Regions from separate parts of the Homo sapiens genome. Here region 2 is linked to region 1. The links are chromatin loops, found by intact Hi-C in ENCODE. Cell type or tissue: PC-9. All regions are shown on one strand. Links, peaks and the distances in the headings refer to the core of each region. The heading gives the core; the rest is flanking DNA.

What was found. A loop is a pair of places that touch in the nucleus more often than their neighbours do. Peaks named below come from ENCODE experiments on the same cell type or tissue, not always from the same donor. Only the 100,000 strongest peaks of a DNase experiment are listed, where the experiment ranks them.
Region 2: it touches region 1 in a loop (5-fold over the local background); 6 of 110 quality-filtered maps call a loop at or near these places.

The regions. Positions count from the first base shown.
Region 1 is chr3:113,894,083-113,902,429 of GRCh38, reverse strand. GRAMD1C (GRAM domain containing 1C) reads right to left here. Exons shown (of 18, transcript NM_017577.5): 7 at 1,284-1,399. Among named protein-coding and RNA genes, the nearest start is that of ZDHHC23, 50 kb to the left of the region's middle. In PC-9, for the core only: no CTCF peak of the experiment used is centred there; a DNase peak (open chromatin) is centred at 4,949; H3K4me3 peaks cover 3,037 bases; H3K27ac peaks cover 1,432 bases.
Region 2 is chr3:113,844,494-113,852,840 of GRCh38, reverse strand. It overlaps GRAMD1C (GRAM domain containing 1C), which reads right to left. Exons shown (of 18, transcript NM_017577.5): 2 at 8,192-8,338. It also overlaps the pseudogene RPS10P4. Among named protein-coding and RNA genes, the nearest start is that of GRAMD1C, 9.9 kb to the right of the region's middle. In PC-9, for the core only: CTCF peaks have their summits at 7,841 and 8,040; a DNase peak (open chromatin) is centred at 4,560; H3K27ac peaks cover 1,528 bases.

The DNA.
Region 1 (8,347 bases), core at 45-8,044:
ATAATCCAAGGCTCTTTGCATTAGAGTAACTGCTTTTCTATCCAAATCCAGAGCCGGCAAGAGGCTACTAAACTTCTCAAGGAGAACAATACAATGGAAATTTTTAACTTTACAGAAAGCTAATAAAATATACATGTGCAACCATGTAAAAAAGCCTATAAAATACTGATGCTAAGCTGAAAAGATATAAATTGGATCAGCATAAGTAGATTACCTAGATGAGTAAAATTTCTGCACATACTTTGAGACTTTCAAAATATTTCCATTTTAAGATTTGCTATAGAATTTCTAAATAACAGCTTTTAAGATATAATCCACACACCACAAAATTCACTTCATGTAAAGTGTACAATTTAGTGGGTTACAGAGTTGGGCAACCATCACCACTAACTAATTGTAGAACATTGTCATCACCCCAACAAAGAAATGCTTTGCAGTCACTTGCAGTCACTCCCCATTCTCCCTTCCTATCAGCTCCTGGCAACTACCATTTACTTTCTGTCTCTATAAACTTACCAGTTCTAGACTCCATTTCACATACATGGAATCATACAATATATGGCCTTTTGTGACTGGCTTTTTTCACTCAGCATAATGTTTGCTATAGAATTTTAATGTATTCTCCTTAATTGTTTTTATTGCTAACAGCCTCAATTTCCACTGGACATAATGCACTTTTACTTGTAGAGGTTAATAAAAATGTCCACTCTTCTAAATGAATCCTCATCAGTCAAAAATAGTCTCTCTGTACTCTTAATTTCTTTATCACATTATCTGTTACTCTGTTATGACTCTTACCATTATCGACCTTGTATTACAATTATTTGCATTCCACGGTAGGCTATATGCTCCTTCCATTAATGTATTCAATATTTATGGAGTGCCAACCACATGCTAAGCACTATGTTAGGGAATTCCTGAGGAAAAATCATGTTATTGTATCCTTCAAAACACCTACCATATAATTTACTTTACTGTCATCTATAAACTCAGAGATTTCACTAGGTACTTCTCCAGATCCTTAATAAACAGGCTTACTAAAACCAGACTTTAAGTCTACCCTAAGTGACATAGCCAACATTTCCTTATATATCTCATATGTGCTTACCTATTTAGCAAACTATTCTCTGTCCCCACCTTTCACCCCATTCCACCACAAAGAACAAAGGGGCAAATGGCAGCCAAAGATAAATTACTAGAAATTCAGAATTAGTCGAATGTAAAATAATTCTGCTTTGATTAATAATTGATAAATTTTGACATTTCAAAACATTTTGCTGTACCTTGGCTGCACATCCTCAATCGACAGTGACAAGTTTTCCATCTCCTCAGCATTTAAACCTAGCTCAGTGCCATAGTTCTGCTGGAGCAGTTGCCAGAATTCCTGTCTAGTCAGGCTCTAAAGTGACAGAAAAATTACACTGAGCATTGGAAAATATAAAATATAATATCACAGTGATTCAAAACATGAGTTTTGAAGTCAAAAATGACCTGTTGTGCAAAGACTAGATATGGGGCTTTGGTAGTTATTTGACCTTTCTGTACCTCCATTTTGCATATCTATAAAAATGAGTTAATAAAAGCTATCTGGCAGAGTTCATAAAAGGAATAGATAAAATGATTTTAAAGTACATATTATAATAACTACTGAAAATGGGAGGTTAAAAATGTTTTAAATTTTCTTTCTGTAAAATAATTTGTTCAGGCCAGGCACAGTGACTCACGCCTGTAATCCCAGCACTTTGGGAGGCTGAGGCAGGCAGATCACGAGGTCAAGAGATCGAGACCATCCTGGCCAACATGGTGAAACCTGGTCTCCACTAAAAAAAAAAAATACAAAAATTGGCTGGGCATGGTGGCGCACACCTATAGTCCCAGCTATTCAGGAGGCTGAGGCAGGAGAATCGATTGAACCCAGGGGGCGGAGGTTGCAGTGAGCCAAGATTGTGCCACTGCACTCCAGCCTGGGTGACAGAGCGAGACTCCATCTCAAAATAATAATAATAATAATAATAATAATTTGTTCATACTTTCTGGTAATTACTGATCTGCAGTTTGTTTGCTTGTTTTTGAGATGGAGTCTCACTGTGCCACCCAGGCTGGAGTGCAGTGGTGCAATCTCAGCTCACTGCAACCTTCACCTCCCAGGTTCAAGCGATTCTCCTACCTCAGCCTCCCGAGTGGCTGGGATTGCAGGTGTGCACCACCACACCCAGCTAATTTTTGTATTTTTAGTAGAGATGGGGTTTCACCATGTTGGCCAGGCTGGTCTGGAACTCCTGACCTCAAGTGATCCACCCTCCTCAGCCTCCCAAAATGCTGATATTATAGGCGTGAGACATGGTGCCTAGCCTCTGATCTTCAGTTTAGTTCTGCAATCTAACCAGTCTACCATGACCACTGAATCACCGTTCAGCCCTGTCAGCTTAGAACCTGTCCTCTTAATCCATAATGTATCTGAATATTTTAACCACTTTAAAAATCTTATATATCAATAAATTTTAAACTATATTTTCCTAATATATAAAATGCAAGAGTCTGGACTTCAGAATTTTTCCTTTGATTTATCTTTAATAAAGTCCAGCTTGTTCTTTCTTTGTAGGCAGAAATTAACAAATTTTTAAATCATCAAATACAACAAACTCACACATTACCTAGCAAAACAAAAACAGTATTATTATGATTTAGGATAATGGCCTCCAGTTGAAAAATAAAATTAAATAACAATATTATGATAACCAATGGTCTGATGTCTAAAAACATTACAGATAGTTAATTACCTGCTTAAGCAAGGTGTAAGGAAGTAGCATAACACTTGAAGCAATTGTTAGTAAGATAATCTCTCTCATTCATTCAACAGATATTTATTTAGTACCTAACAAATGTGCGTTACTGCACTAGATGCTAAGGAGAATAAACATAAAAACATAATGTAGAAGTTAAGCTCCTGGCCCTCAAACAACTTTTAATATAGTTGAAGAGACATGGGATGTTCTTAAGTTATATGACAAGATATAATATGATCATGCACTAAAGTACTGGTACAGTCAACATGATATGAAAGTCTAAAGGAAGGAAATAGGACTGTGGATTAGTGTGATCAGATAAAGCTTCACATTGGAGAAGTGTTTTCAGCTGAGATAAAGGAAGAATATGGGGAAATGGAGAAATGGGAAAAGTTGAAGAGACGGAAACCAACTAAAAATACAGAATAAATACATGAACATAAGTAACATTTGTTTTGAAGTCAGTAGTCTATCAGCCTAACTGAAATAAAAATTTTAAGTTGCGAAATAGTAGAGATAAATATAGACTTGATGGGGCCACAACACAGATGCCTTGAATTCCTCCCCAGGGTTCCCTACAATAAATACCACTTCCTTTTTCTTCCTCCTTTTTTCTTCTCTGTCTAGTAACTATGGCATCTTTGTTTGTTATGTTATACTAGATGACCTTCATTACATTTCATGGACCTTCAAAGATATTAAGAACAAAATGTCTGCACTTTAGACCACTAGTTCCCAATCTACTGTGCCCAGATTACCAGGATTCCACAAGAGCAGATGATGAAAATTCAGATATTATCATCAGATATTATCAGATAATATTTCAAAAAGTCAAAAATATCCAATTATCTAAAATAAAGCTATTCAAGTTAAGTGAAATGGCAAGCCTCTGTTTCGAGCTGAACTATATTAACCTACAATGGATAACACAGGCTAATAAATTCTCACTGGAAATAATATATATCTAACAAGTAGTGATGTTTTAATATTTATTATTTAATGTATACCCCTTATTTGGTAGACAAAGTCTTTGGAAGCACAGTGTCCATAGAAAAAAACATAAAAAGGACCATTAGTGGTAGAGAAAATTAAGAAACCACTGTCCTTGATATTAAAGGAACATACACGTTTATTTTCTGACTTCCACTCCAAATGAGTCATTTGTTGTGAACTTTTTTTCACAATAATAACTCACACTACTAATTAACTCATTCTTCCAAAGAAATTATCTTTGAAATATTTTAGTGTCTTACTAGGATGGTTAACTTTATAATGAGAAGCAAGCAATATTTCAATATACTTGTGTAAGACTAATCTTTTATAAAAACTTTTCTTAAATAATAGATATCAAACGATTACAAAGGCAGACTAAAGCAAAAAGATAAACCAATGATGAATACTCAGGCAGCTTCCTAACAGCAAAAGAAATGAAACTTATTAGTAAAATACTAACAACAAAAATGTAATTTTATTTGACTACATAAATGTTTTGAATATTGTATTAAATACTAGCAGGAAGTTAATAGCAGGGTAATCACAATATACTTTTCAAGCTAGTAATTTAATATATATAACAGGTTAATGGAAAATAAAATATAACTCATGTAATTCACCATCTTGTAGATTTGCCAATTTGTTAAAAATGACGTTTTCTATAAAGTTGTCCAGTTTTCATAAAAATGTGGTTATTTACAGCCATGTTGAACATTCAAACATTCAAACATATGCCCAGCCTGATATTCATAATTCTTTCAATAATCAGCAGCAAAAATAATCTACCTTAGTAGTCTTCAAAACAACCTAAATTTTAAACACAAGCTGACCACCCACCTGCAAACCAAGGAGAGTCTCTCCCTTTCAGCCTACAGAGTAGTTTAACAAAATAAAGATGAACCAAGCAGTAATCAGATAAGGCTCAAAAGTCAGAAGATCAATTTCTGGCCCAGAAAGCTGTGTATTCTAAGTATGTTGCCATCTCTATGCACAGCAGAGCTCCAAATATTTAATGACAACTATGTAAAAATAATCACTGCTTCAATCTCTCAGTTTTGCTATGAGAAGCTTTTCTAATGTAGTTTAAAGCACATTATCTGTCACTTCCTGGTTGTAGTACCAGCACTCTTTCCAAGGTTGCAGGTCAGAATGCAGAATTGGAAGTTATACCTCACTCTACAGGTTCCTAAGCCACTCCTACAAGAAGAAGATAGGTAAACAGGTTTTATTAAAGGGACAGTTCCTAATTTTCTCTGTTCTACGCACAGATTAGAAAAAACAAAATGAAAGTAAAAACATCTTGCTTATGCTAAATTGATATAAAACAGCTACTGCAATATTATTTTAATCTCATCTTTAAAATTAACTATATTACAGGTTAATTTTTCTTCTCCATGCTAGTAATTTCTATGCAATTCTGGGAATGTCATGATTACCTCTTCATATACTACTTCTCTAGTACTGACGTAGTATTCCTATCAGACTCTTGCATTAATCCTTTACAACAACCAAAGATTCTATCTCTGAGTGCTGTAAATGTAACGTAAGGAAATAGCAGGAAGAGCCAGCTGTTCAGGTGGAATAATTCTACTAAGCACCCGGCACATCTCTCATCACTGAAAGGTTTAAGGCAACATTTTGATTACTCAATAATTCTTTTCTTTGAAAATATTTCTGACTTTGGTGTATTTAGAATAATTCCCTGGCAGTGATCTGGACTATAATAGACAGTACAGTTTCATCTACTAATTCCTATTTATTTCTCAGAAGAAAATTTTTCTTCTAAATAAAGAAGCAAAATTTGCCCTAATTTCTACCTAGTCATTCCATTTAATTTAGTGATGTGTGTAAACAAATCAAAGGCTACTTGATGAACTCCACGGATCAACCTTTTGAGGGATGCTAAAATCTCATCATTTTATACAATGGCAGAATGAGATAGAGTAGAGTGATGCTGAAAATACTACTCATTCAAATGAAGAAAGCCCACTGTGGGGGCAGCTTCCGCTGTCTAAAAGGCAGTGCTTTTAGCATATTATGGTAGTTCTCATTGACTGAAATTGTAACTAAATATATTTACGATGGTGAACAAATAGCTATGAGAAAATATACATTAACTGTACCACAACTGATATTTATACACATTTTTGCTAAATATAAAAATCCTTATACCAAACCACTGCTATGTAGGGCAGAGCTAAATTTAGTAGGCTTCAGAGGGAAAAACAGAACCTAAAACTGAACCCCAAGAAAGCCCAACACACAAAGAGAAAATAGAGGAGTGGCCAGCAAAAAAAGATTCAGGGAAATACCAGAAAGGTAAGAGAAGATTCCAGAAAGAATGTCATGAAAGGCAAGGGAAGAAAGTATTTCAAAATAGAGGGAGTATACAGTGGTATCTAACGCTGCCGAAAGGTCAAGTAAGATGAGCACAGGATGAGCACATGTATGTCAAATGCAAGCATCCAGAGGAATGATGCAGCTTGCCAAACCAGTTCCCCATCACTTGAGCATGTGTGTGTCATGAGAGTGAGGCAGGGAGAGGAGATACAGTGGGGAAGGAGGAAGCAGCCAGGTCATGAAGAGCCTTGTATGCCATGCCAAAGAATATGGACTTTACATTGTCGAAATATCAAAAGCCACCCAGTGGTTTCATATAGAAAAGTAACAAGTTCAGAATTATGATTTTAAAAGACATGATTTTAAAACACTACTATTTGACATCAACCTCAAAGACAGATCAGGTGTTAAAAAGAGATAAGAAGACATTGGTAATGGTTCAAGCTAGAAATGATGATGACCTTGGTGACCAACTAGACACGGCTGGCTGGCAAAGAGGCAAGAAAAAGGATACATCTAGGTTTCTGGCTTGGGTGACTGGGTAGAAGGCGGTGTAGCTCACTGACCAAGGGAAAATAGATAGAGGAGTTCTGACAATCAAGAAGGTAAAAAAGAGGGAATTATATAATACAAACACTTCTATACTGCCATGCTATTACATAGCAAACGTGACAAATAGTTACCAATTTCATATTCATTTTTTTTCCAGGTAGGTCTGAATGTTGCATTTATTAGATTGATAGCACTACTGGAAAACTTTTGGAATTCCAGTAACTCCAAAATAAAAGAACAAGGGGATTTGATAATGTTGCGCAGGCTAAAGGAGAAAGCTGGATGACACTCCTCCAAAAGGTCTCAGTGGCTGACATAGGCTTTGTAAACTGACCACTATTTAGAGAAAAGCCTCAGAGCTGTCACTATCCTAGAGTTGGCTCAGGGAGGCCAACTTATATAAGCCACACTCACGAGCTGATACTAGCTCAGTTGGAAATACACTAATGCACGGTGGGGAAGATTCCTTTCTGGTGATCAGAAATCTTTTCTTCTATCGCCCAGAACACCTGAATACCTTGGAAGTCAGATTAGCAATCAGAAAGTGGCACAACAAGCATGGAATCAGAGCAAAAGTAGACAGCTTTAAGGGACAATTTACTGTGACCTTGGTGGGGCATGATGATTCATCTCTGTCCCATCTCCATATGGTTCTCTATTGATCAAAGTCTGCCTCTGCAACTCTACTTTTCTGTCCTAAGTCCTAAGTTCTTGGCCTACGTCTGACCAAGTCCTCTTCAGACCGATATATTCTTTCTTTTTATACACTAATACTTTCAATCAACTGTTTTAAACCCTTTTTCCCCAACACACCTGAGGAATAGGACACCCTTCTGTCAACCTTCTACTTAGTGATTCCCAAAATAGAAGCTAGAGTAACATGTATCAGAATTTAGACAGCGTATATCTGTATACATTTAAAAAGCTCCCCTCATTACTTTACCCCTGAATCTAACATATGCTATCTTCTTCTGCCATTTGGGAATAAGATGAAAAGACATTCTGTCTCTTTAAGCCTTAAAATTCAAAATAAGTACAGATTTCTGCTCTATTAGACCCTGGATTGAAATATTCACTTTCAGAATATACTCTTAAATTTCCAAGGAGAGCTAGCTTCCCCATAGCCCCCATGTGCTGGCAAGAGAGACCACTATTACCTTGCTAAGATAAAAACAGTACAGGCCGGGCGTGGTGGCTCACGTCTGTAATCCCAGCACTTTGGGGGGCCAAGGCAGGCAGATCACCTGAGGTCAGGCGTTCGAGACCAGCCTGGCCAACATGGTGAAACCCCGCCTCTATGAAAAATACAAAAATTAGCTGGGTGTGGTGGCAAGCACCTGTAATCCCAGCTACTCAGGAGGCTGAGGCAGGAGAATCGCTTGAACCTAGGAGGCGGAGGTTGCAGTGAGCCGAGATCATGCCATTGCACTCCAGCCTGGGCAACAGAGCAAGACTCCATTTCAAAAAAAAAACAACAGTACAAAAGTAAATTTTCTGCATACATCCTGCCTATATTATAATATCTGTAATCCTAAATGCAATAATACAAGAATATCAGTAGGAATATGAAATAATTGATTGAGCCTCAATTTTAAAAATCTTTTAAATTTTAACCCTTGTTACTACTGATAACCTTACATACGAACCCTATTTTCTTAGTAATTCAAGTATATAGA
Region 2 (8,347 bases), core at 169-8,168, 50 kb after region 1:
CAACCTGTGGATGTAGTGGATTTTTTTCATCTGTATTTCACAGAGGGTATGGGAGTCAGGCTTTATAAAGAGTTTTCAGTTCCAGCTCATACAAGTTCAAGGTGCTATCTCCTATCTCCTATCACAGCATAGCCATTAAAGCTGAGCAAATTCCTCACGGGTACCTCGGCATTAGCTTATGGGCTTACAACTCTGGTAATCAGTTCCCTCTTTTTTCTTTTTTTTTAACCCCTTAGGTATATTTCCCTCGCTGTTTTGTGAGCCAAGACATTCATTATTAAAAAAAAGTTTGAAACATTTCATCCAGCATTGCTAGGTACCCTTAGCAGAAGAGCATTTAAATCGTCCCCTTCTTGTATTGCCAGAAGTGTTGGTTTTTATTCCTAAAACTGTTAAAAGATATCTAGGTTTATCGAGCAGTATCTAACTATACTTAAAATTTTTCAAATTGGATAAAATGTTTTTTTAATCCAACATAAATTAGAAAATGAGTTTATTCTTTTTTATCAGTCACCAAAGTAAAAATCTGAAATATCCTTTATAAGCTTGAATAAATCCAAGACATGTTGTTGTGGAGGACAACATGATTACAGGAAACCTATTCTCCCCAGTTGCCAAAGTATGTTACAAACATACTAATTAATCCTCTTGGGATTTTTTTAATAGTACAACATTAATTAATCCTTACTATGTATGTATAAAACAGATTTGTGGCAAAAAAAAATCAGTTTTATTCCCCACTTCTCAGTAGAAAAATTTACCTGTTAATAATGTGAGTAGGATAAGTTACTGATAAAGTACAGAATAGGCCGGGAGTGGTGGTACGCACCTCTCATCCCAGCTACCCGGGAGGCTGAGGCACGAGAATCGCTTGAGCCCAGGAGGCGGAGGTTGCAGTGAGCCGAGATCATGCCACTGCACTCCAGCCTGGCTGACAGAGTGAGACTGCACCTCAAATAAATAAATAAATAAATAAAGTACAGAATAAAGGCTTCTGATTTTTTGCACAGTTAAAGAAAACTTGGCCAGGCACAGTGGTTCAGGCCTGCAATCCCAGCACTTTGGGAGGCTGAGGTGGATGGATCACCTGAGGTCAGGAGCTTGAGAACAGCCTGGCTCACATGGTGAAACCCCATCTCTACTAAAAATACAAAAATTAGCTCAGCTGGTGGCGTGCACCTGTAGTCCCAGCTACTCAGGAGGCTGAGGCAGGAGAATCACTTGAACCCAGGAGGTGGAGGCTGCAGTGAACCGAGATCACAGCACTGCACTCCAGCCTGGGCAACAGAGTGAGACTGTCTCAAAAAAAAAAAAAAAAGAAAGAAAGAAAACTTGACTATTATCTAGAAAAATTCAAATATAAATATTTTCTATTAAAACCTAAGTATACTAGTTATTATTTGCATATATGTAGATAATGGTTGAAAATCTGTTTATTCTTAAAACGTTTTAAAACAAAAAAATTTTAAAAAATCAATTCGAACTCTAATCTTTTTTAAAATTCTCCTACTCCATCTTTTTTTCTATTTCCCTTCCTAAATCAAAGACCTGAGGAATCTGAGATCTCCTATCTTCTTTATGCATAGTTTTCAAGATTTTCAAATAAACAATTATTCAAAGAGGAACACACAAAGGACCCCTGAGTAAACTTAATTTTAGTTACGCATTTCAGAAAACTTTACAAATCCCTCCAGTTTAAAAATACAATGATTAGCTAAATCTGCTATTAAAGAAGTATAGGCCGGGTGCAGTGGCTCACGCGTGTAATCCCAGCACTTTGGGAGGCCGAGGAGGGCAGATCACGAGGTCAGGAGATCAAGACCATCCTGGCTAACATGGTGAAACCCTGTCTCTACTAAAAATACAAAAAATTAGCCGGGCGTGGTGGCACGCGCCTGTAGTCCCAGCTACTTGGGAGGCTGGGGCAGGAGAATGGTGTGAACCCGGGGAAGCGGAGTTTGCAGTGAGCCAAGATCACACCACTGCACTCCTGCCTGGGTGACAGAGCAATACTCCATCTCAAAAAAAATAAAAATTAAAAAAATAAAAATAAAAAAAAAATTAAGTATATCCTTTCCAGCCTCAGCCCCGGACCCTACAGCAGCGGAGATGTTGATGCCTAAGAAGAACCGGATTGCCATTTATGAACTCCTTTTTAAGGAGGGAGTCATGGTGGCCAAGAAGGACGTCCACATGCCTAAGCACCCGAGCTGGCAGACAAGAATGTGCCCAACCTTCATGTCATGAAGGCCATGCAGTCTCTCAAGTCCTGAGGCTACGTGAAGGAACAGTTTGCCTGGAGACATTTCTACTGGTACCTTACCAATGAGGGCATCCAGTATCTCCATGATTATCTTCATCTGCCCCGGAGACTGTGCTGCCACCCTACGCTGCAGCCATCCAGAGACTGGCAGGCCTTGGCCTAAAGGTCTGGAGGGTGAGCGACCTGCAAGACTCACAAAAGGGGAAGCCGACAGAGATACCTACAGACGGAGTTTTGTGCCCCCTGGTGCCAACAAGAAAGTCGAGGCTGGGGCTGTGTCAGCAACCGAATTCCAGTTTAAAGGCAGATTTGGTCGTGGACGTGGTCAGCCACCTCAGTAAAACTGGAGAGTATTATTATTTTGCATTGAATAAACGTACAGCAAAAAAAAAAAGTAAGTATATACAATTGACAAATATTTTTAAAGATCTTAATGAATTATCAAAGCACAAAAGAATATTTAATATTAACTAGCTGGAGGGGCTCTAGGGAGGGAGTTGGGGGTTCAGCCCCCCGTCCGGCCAGCCGCCCCGTCCGGGAGGGAGGTGGGGGGTCAGCCCCCCGCCCGGCCAGCCACCCCGTCCGGGAGGGAGGTGGGGGGGTCAGCCCCCCGCCCGGTCAGCCGCCCCGTCCGGGAGGGAGGTGGGGGGGTCAGCCCCCCCGCCTGGCCAGCCGCCCCGTCCGGGAGGTGAGGGGCGCCTCTGCCCGGCCGCCCCTACTGGGAAGTGAGGAGCCCCTCTGCCAGGCCACCACCCCGTCTGGGAGGTGTACCCAACAGCTCATTGAGAACGGGCCATCATGACAATGGCGGTTTTGTGGAATAGAAAGGGGGGAAAGGTGGGGAAAAGATTGAGAAATCGGATGGTTGCCCTGTCTGTGTAGAAAGAAGTATACATGGGAGACTTCATTTTGTTCTGTACTAAGAAAAATTCTTCTGCCTTGGGATCCTGTTGATCTGTGACCTTACCCCCAACCCTGTGCTCTCTGAAACATGTGCTGTGTCCACTCAGGGTTGAATGGATTAAGGGCGGTGCAAGATGTGCTTTGTTAAACAGATGCTTGAAGGCAGCATGCTCGTTAAGAGTCATCACCACTCCCTAATCTCAAGTACCCAGGGACACAAACACTGCGGAAGGCTGCAGGGTCCTCTGCCTAGGAAAACCAGAGACCTTTGTTCACTTGTTTATCTGCTGAGCTTCCCTCCACTATTGTCCTATGACCCTGCCAAATCCCCCTCTGCGAGAAACACCCAAGAATGATCAATAAAAAATAAATAAATAAATAAATAAATAAATAAATAAATAAATAAAATATTAACTAGCTTATCCAAAGCACTATTACTTCTATTAAAAAATCCCAGGTAAGTATGTCATCTTCTGAACACACACAATGAACAATCTCAAAGGCTATTTTCTACTCCCAATAGTTGCTTACTCTATATCGCTAAAAGAATTTGCACTAAATAAATGCATATGTTGCAGATCTTTGTCTGCCTTGCCTCTGGGATCTTAATCCACATGGAATATACTATTACTCTAGCCAAGAAGAAAGTAAGTCTTTTGTTTTAAGAGTTTTTTGGTTGTTTGTTTGTTTTACATTTTGCTATATATTTTTTTACTAAGTTAATGGGCAAAAGCATAAATATTTGCCATTATTTTAAATTTCATTTCATCATTTCACATAATTTTTATTGTTTAATTAGGGTTTAAAAGGTAATAATAAAACTCATTTCTCACATACAGAATTAAATTTTTATTTTATCTTATTTTATTGAGACAGCGTCTCTCTCTGTCGCCTAGCCTGGAATGCAGTGGCATGATCACAGCGCACCATAACCTCAAATCCTGGACTCAAGCAATCCTTCCATGTCAGCCTCCCAAGTGGCTGGGACTACAGGTGCAAGCCACCACAGCCAGCTAATTTTTATTTTGTTTTGTTGAGATGGGGGTCTTACTATGTTGCTCAGGTTGGTCTCAAACTCCTGGCCTCAAGTGATCCTCCCACCTTGGCCTCCCAAAGTGTTGGGATTATAAGCATGAGCCACAATGTCTGGCCCAATATTTTAAAATAAAAAAAAAAACAAATACAACAACTAAGATTCCTATCTTTAAACTATAGAATTGAAATAAAAAATCTGAAAATCTTAAGCCATTGCTCACTATCAACAGCCATAGAGAGTTAATTCTTATTATTTAAATTAGTCTTACTGTCAGAAAGGCACTTATTAGCCAATCTGTTAAACAGCATGAGGTTACTACTGATTCAAGACAGACCAGTGTTGTAATACCATGACCCAATCTCTAATTTTATAGGTGAGGTAACTGAGGTGAGACAGGTTATGCAACATACTCAAGATGACCACACCCTGAAATCACCAGATGCAGAGCAGAGACTCTATTCCAGATATTTTGTTCGCAGTCTCCAATGTGTTCAATTATATCATGCTGCCCTCTAAATTCACTACTGTGGAACAACTGATTTAGCCAGGCTAGAACATATGAATTATTCTACATTAGTGAACTTCCCAGATCCCTGTAGCTTAACTCTGTAAATACCAATACTTTTTAAAGTTATCCATTCTTTTGCTAGAAACCTCTCTAAAGTGAAAAAGCACAACTCTAGGTTCCTTGGGTATTCCAGTGAAATGGCTCTGACATCCCTAATTATTTGCTTACATACCAGGTCATGTGCCTTATGAATACATTCCTGTTATGCTACTTGTCTTCCTTGTGTTTTGTTTTATTTTCATTTGTTTGTTTTAGAGATGGGATCTCACTATATTGCCTAGGCTGGATTCAAACTCCTGGGCTCGAGTGATCCCCTTTCTCAGGCCTCCTGAGCCCCTGGGACTACAGGCATGTGCTACAATGCCTGGCTTGTCTTCCTTGTGTTAATTTTAGACCCCTCAGTGAATTCCCCATCATATTTGTTTTTCTTCAATACCTACTTTATTTGGGGGAGAATGAAGAAAACAACAGCAACATGCTAGAGTTGTGGTAGATGTTGATGGATTTTAAATGGCAGAGAAAAAATGAATTATTTATTTTCCAGACTTTTAAAACACCATTTCTACCAACTACAGTACTATTTAGAGCCAATTTAGCTGCACAGACCTTTGGCCTCCACATTAAAAGGTCCAGGTTTCATTGCACATGCCATACTTTGAGGTTAGTCTTCATCTTGAACTTTGATATCAAATTAACTTTGAATGTTGTTATTTCCTAAGATATAATAGCATGGTTTCATATGTTATATTTTGGACAGACTGAGTTTTAAAAATGCAATTATTTTTCCTTTCATGTCTCTTGTAATGTTTTGAACAAACTTGAATGATGAAAGAGAATAAGAGATATCAGTAAAAAAATTAAAAAATATAAAAACAAAGGTCTGGGTTTCTTCACTTTTTTTGAGTTTCTGCTATCATTTCTTGCTGGTATCTCTATGTGTTATTATCAACTAATTTCCCTACCTTCAATATCCTATTCAGTTTATTTAAGCTTATAAAAAATATAGCAAAAAATAAAGAAACACCAAATGAAGATTTGAGGATCTCTCCTATTACCAGCTATATCAGCATGAACTCTGATTTAGCTATATGGGGTCTTTTTTTTGTTTTTGTTTGCTTCTGAGTTGTTGACAGTTCTGGTGTCTGGGTAACTGACCTGTAGAAAAGTCTGTAAAACTTATGAGATACTGTACTTCTCTTTAGGTCTATTCTATATGAATTCATATACAATGTCCTTAAAATGAAGTGTTTGCAATCAGCTTAGGGGCCCAAACTGAGCCAAAGTAAACCTCTGACACTCTAAATCAGTGCTTCTCAAACTTTAATTTAAATGTAAATCACCTAAAAATCTTGTGAAAAATGAAGATTGTGATCCAGTAAGTCTGAGGTTGGGCCCAAGATTCTGCATTGCCAGCAGATGATGCCAAATCTGCTGGCCCCCATACTACACCTTTAGTAGCAAGGATCTAGAACACATCCCTCTTTTTTTCTCTCCTATTTCTAAATTATCTCCTTCCTTTGCTTTTTCCTTTTCTTGCATTACCATTTTTCTTGCTTTAAGTCTGTCAATAGTAACCACAGTAACTACTTAGCCCTGTAGATAGTCCCTAAGAGTATGAAGGTTCCCCAATCTAAAACATAAGCTAGAAAAAAAAATCAGTGCAGAGGACGGGCACAGTGGCTCATGCCTGTAATCCCAGCACTTTGGGAGGCCGAGGCGGGCGGATCACCTGAGGTCGGGAGTTCAAGACCAGCCTGGCCAACATGATGAAACCCCGTCTCTACTAAAAATACAAAATTAGCTGGGTGTGGTGACAGGTGCTTGTAATCCCAGCTACTTGGGAGGCTGAGGCTGGAGAAGCACTTGAACCCAGGAGGCAGAGGTTGCAATGACTGGAGATCATACCATTGTACTCTGGCCTGGGTGACAAGAGCGAAACTCTGCCTCAAAAAAAAAAAAATTAGTGCAGAAAGGTCATAATACTACAATATTGTCATAAACCTTTTCTAAATATGACCAAAAATAATATAGTCAATAGACATGACATTATTTTTAGGATGTATTGTTATTTTTGTATATTTCTTAGCAATTAAATATTTTCCTTAGAAAATATTTCAAAAAAACTTATAATGTCACGTTTCTTAATAGGAAATCAAACGTTTTAGTCACGTTAAGATTCAATAACTGTTAAGATTCCAATGAACTGAACTGCTAATTATGAACAGAATGATGGTACTTGTACTAATCTTTATAACCTGTTAATGAATCTTTTTTTAGCCTACTCTAAAATTACAAGAAAATCTGCTACCAAGGATACCTAATCCTCAAAAGATGAGATTTATTTTTATTTTTATTTTTATTTTTTTGAGACAGGGTCTCTCTCTGTTACCCAGGCTGGAGGGCAGTGGCACGATCATGGCTCAATGCAGCCTCAACTTCCCAGGCTCAGGTGATCCTCCCACCTCAGCCTCCTGAGTAGCTGGGATGTAGCCTGTAGGCATGTGCCACCACGCCTGGCTAATTTTTGTTTGTTTGTTTGTTTGTAGAGACTGGGTTTTGCCATGTTACCCAGGCTGGTCTCAAACTCCTGGGCTCAAGCAATCTGCCCACCTCAGCCTCCCAAAACGCTGGGATTACAGGCGTGAGCTATCGTGCCCAGCCAAGAGATCAGCTTTCTAATGAACTAATTGGAACTATACATGCCTTACCATCCTACATAATTTTCACTTATAGTTGTATCACACCAGATTCTATCAAATGGTTCATAACTCTCACAGGAATTGCTAGATTTAGAATGAGTCCTTTAATATAATAAATGTTAGCATTTGTAACATACAGAAGTGTTTTTCTTCCAAAAAGACTCTAAGATCTTAATGTGCCTAATCAACAAGCAGTAGTCTCATTTTCCAGTGGGGAAACCTGAAGCACATCCAGATTACACAACCGAATGAACACAATGGAAACAGAATATGTAGCTTCTAACTTTAAAACCATCTTATAGTCATTATACACTATAGGTTGAACACTGCTAAACTTCCTTTACGTACAGGAATGAATTTTTTAAATCAAAATTATATAAAATAGCTGGCTTCTCAGTAACATTCAGAAATATGGTTTCTATATAACATTAGTCTCTTGACAATACAGTGAGCTACAGTGTAAGTGGAATCCACTTCTGTGGTGTAGTTTTCACACAAGGAAACTGAAGCAGATTAATTCCATTTCATCGAACCAGACAACAGTGCATTCTAGTGGTCAAAGGAGAGAATAATCAGAAATGTCTTTGGGACTCTGGACTAAAATTGAAACATCTAAAATCTAGAAGCTAAGAAGGAAATTTTACAAATACTATATGACTCCTTGCAGATTTAAAGAAAATTTGTATTCAAGATTAAAATAAAGACGTAAAAAAAGAAATTACCCAAAAGCTCCAGTCACCACTCCAATTATGTAAATTTGGCCCCTGTTTTTTAACTACCACATTATTCTCTTCCACAGTTGGACTAGGATTTTCCTCTACATCTTCCTGTAAGTCGGTGGCAAGGCTTGAATCCCCTTCATTCATCACCTGGAAACA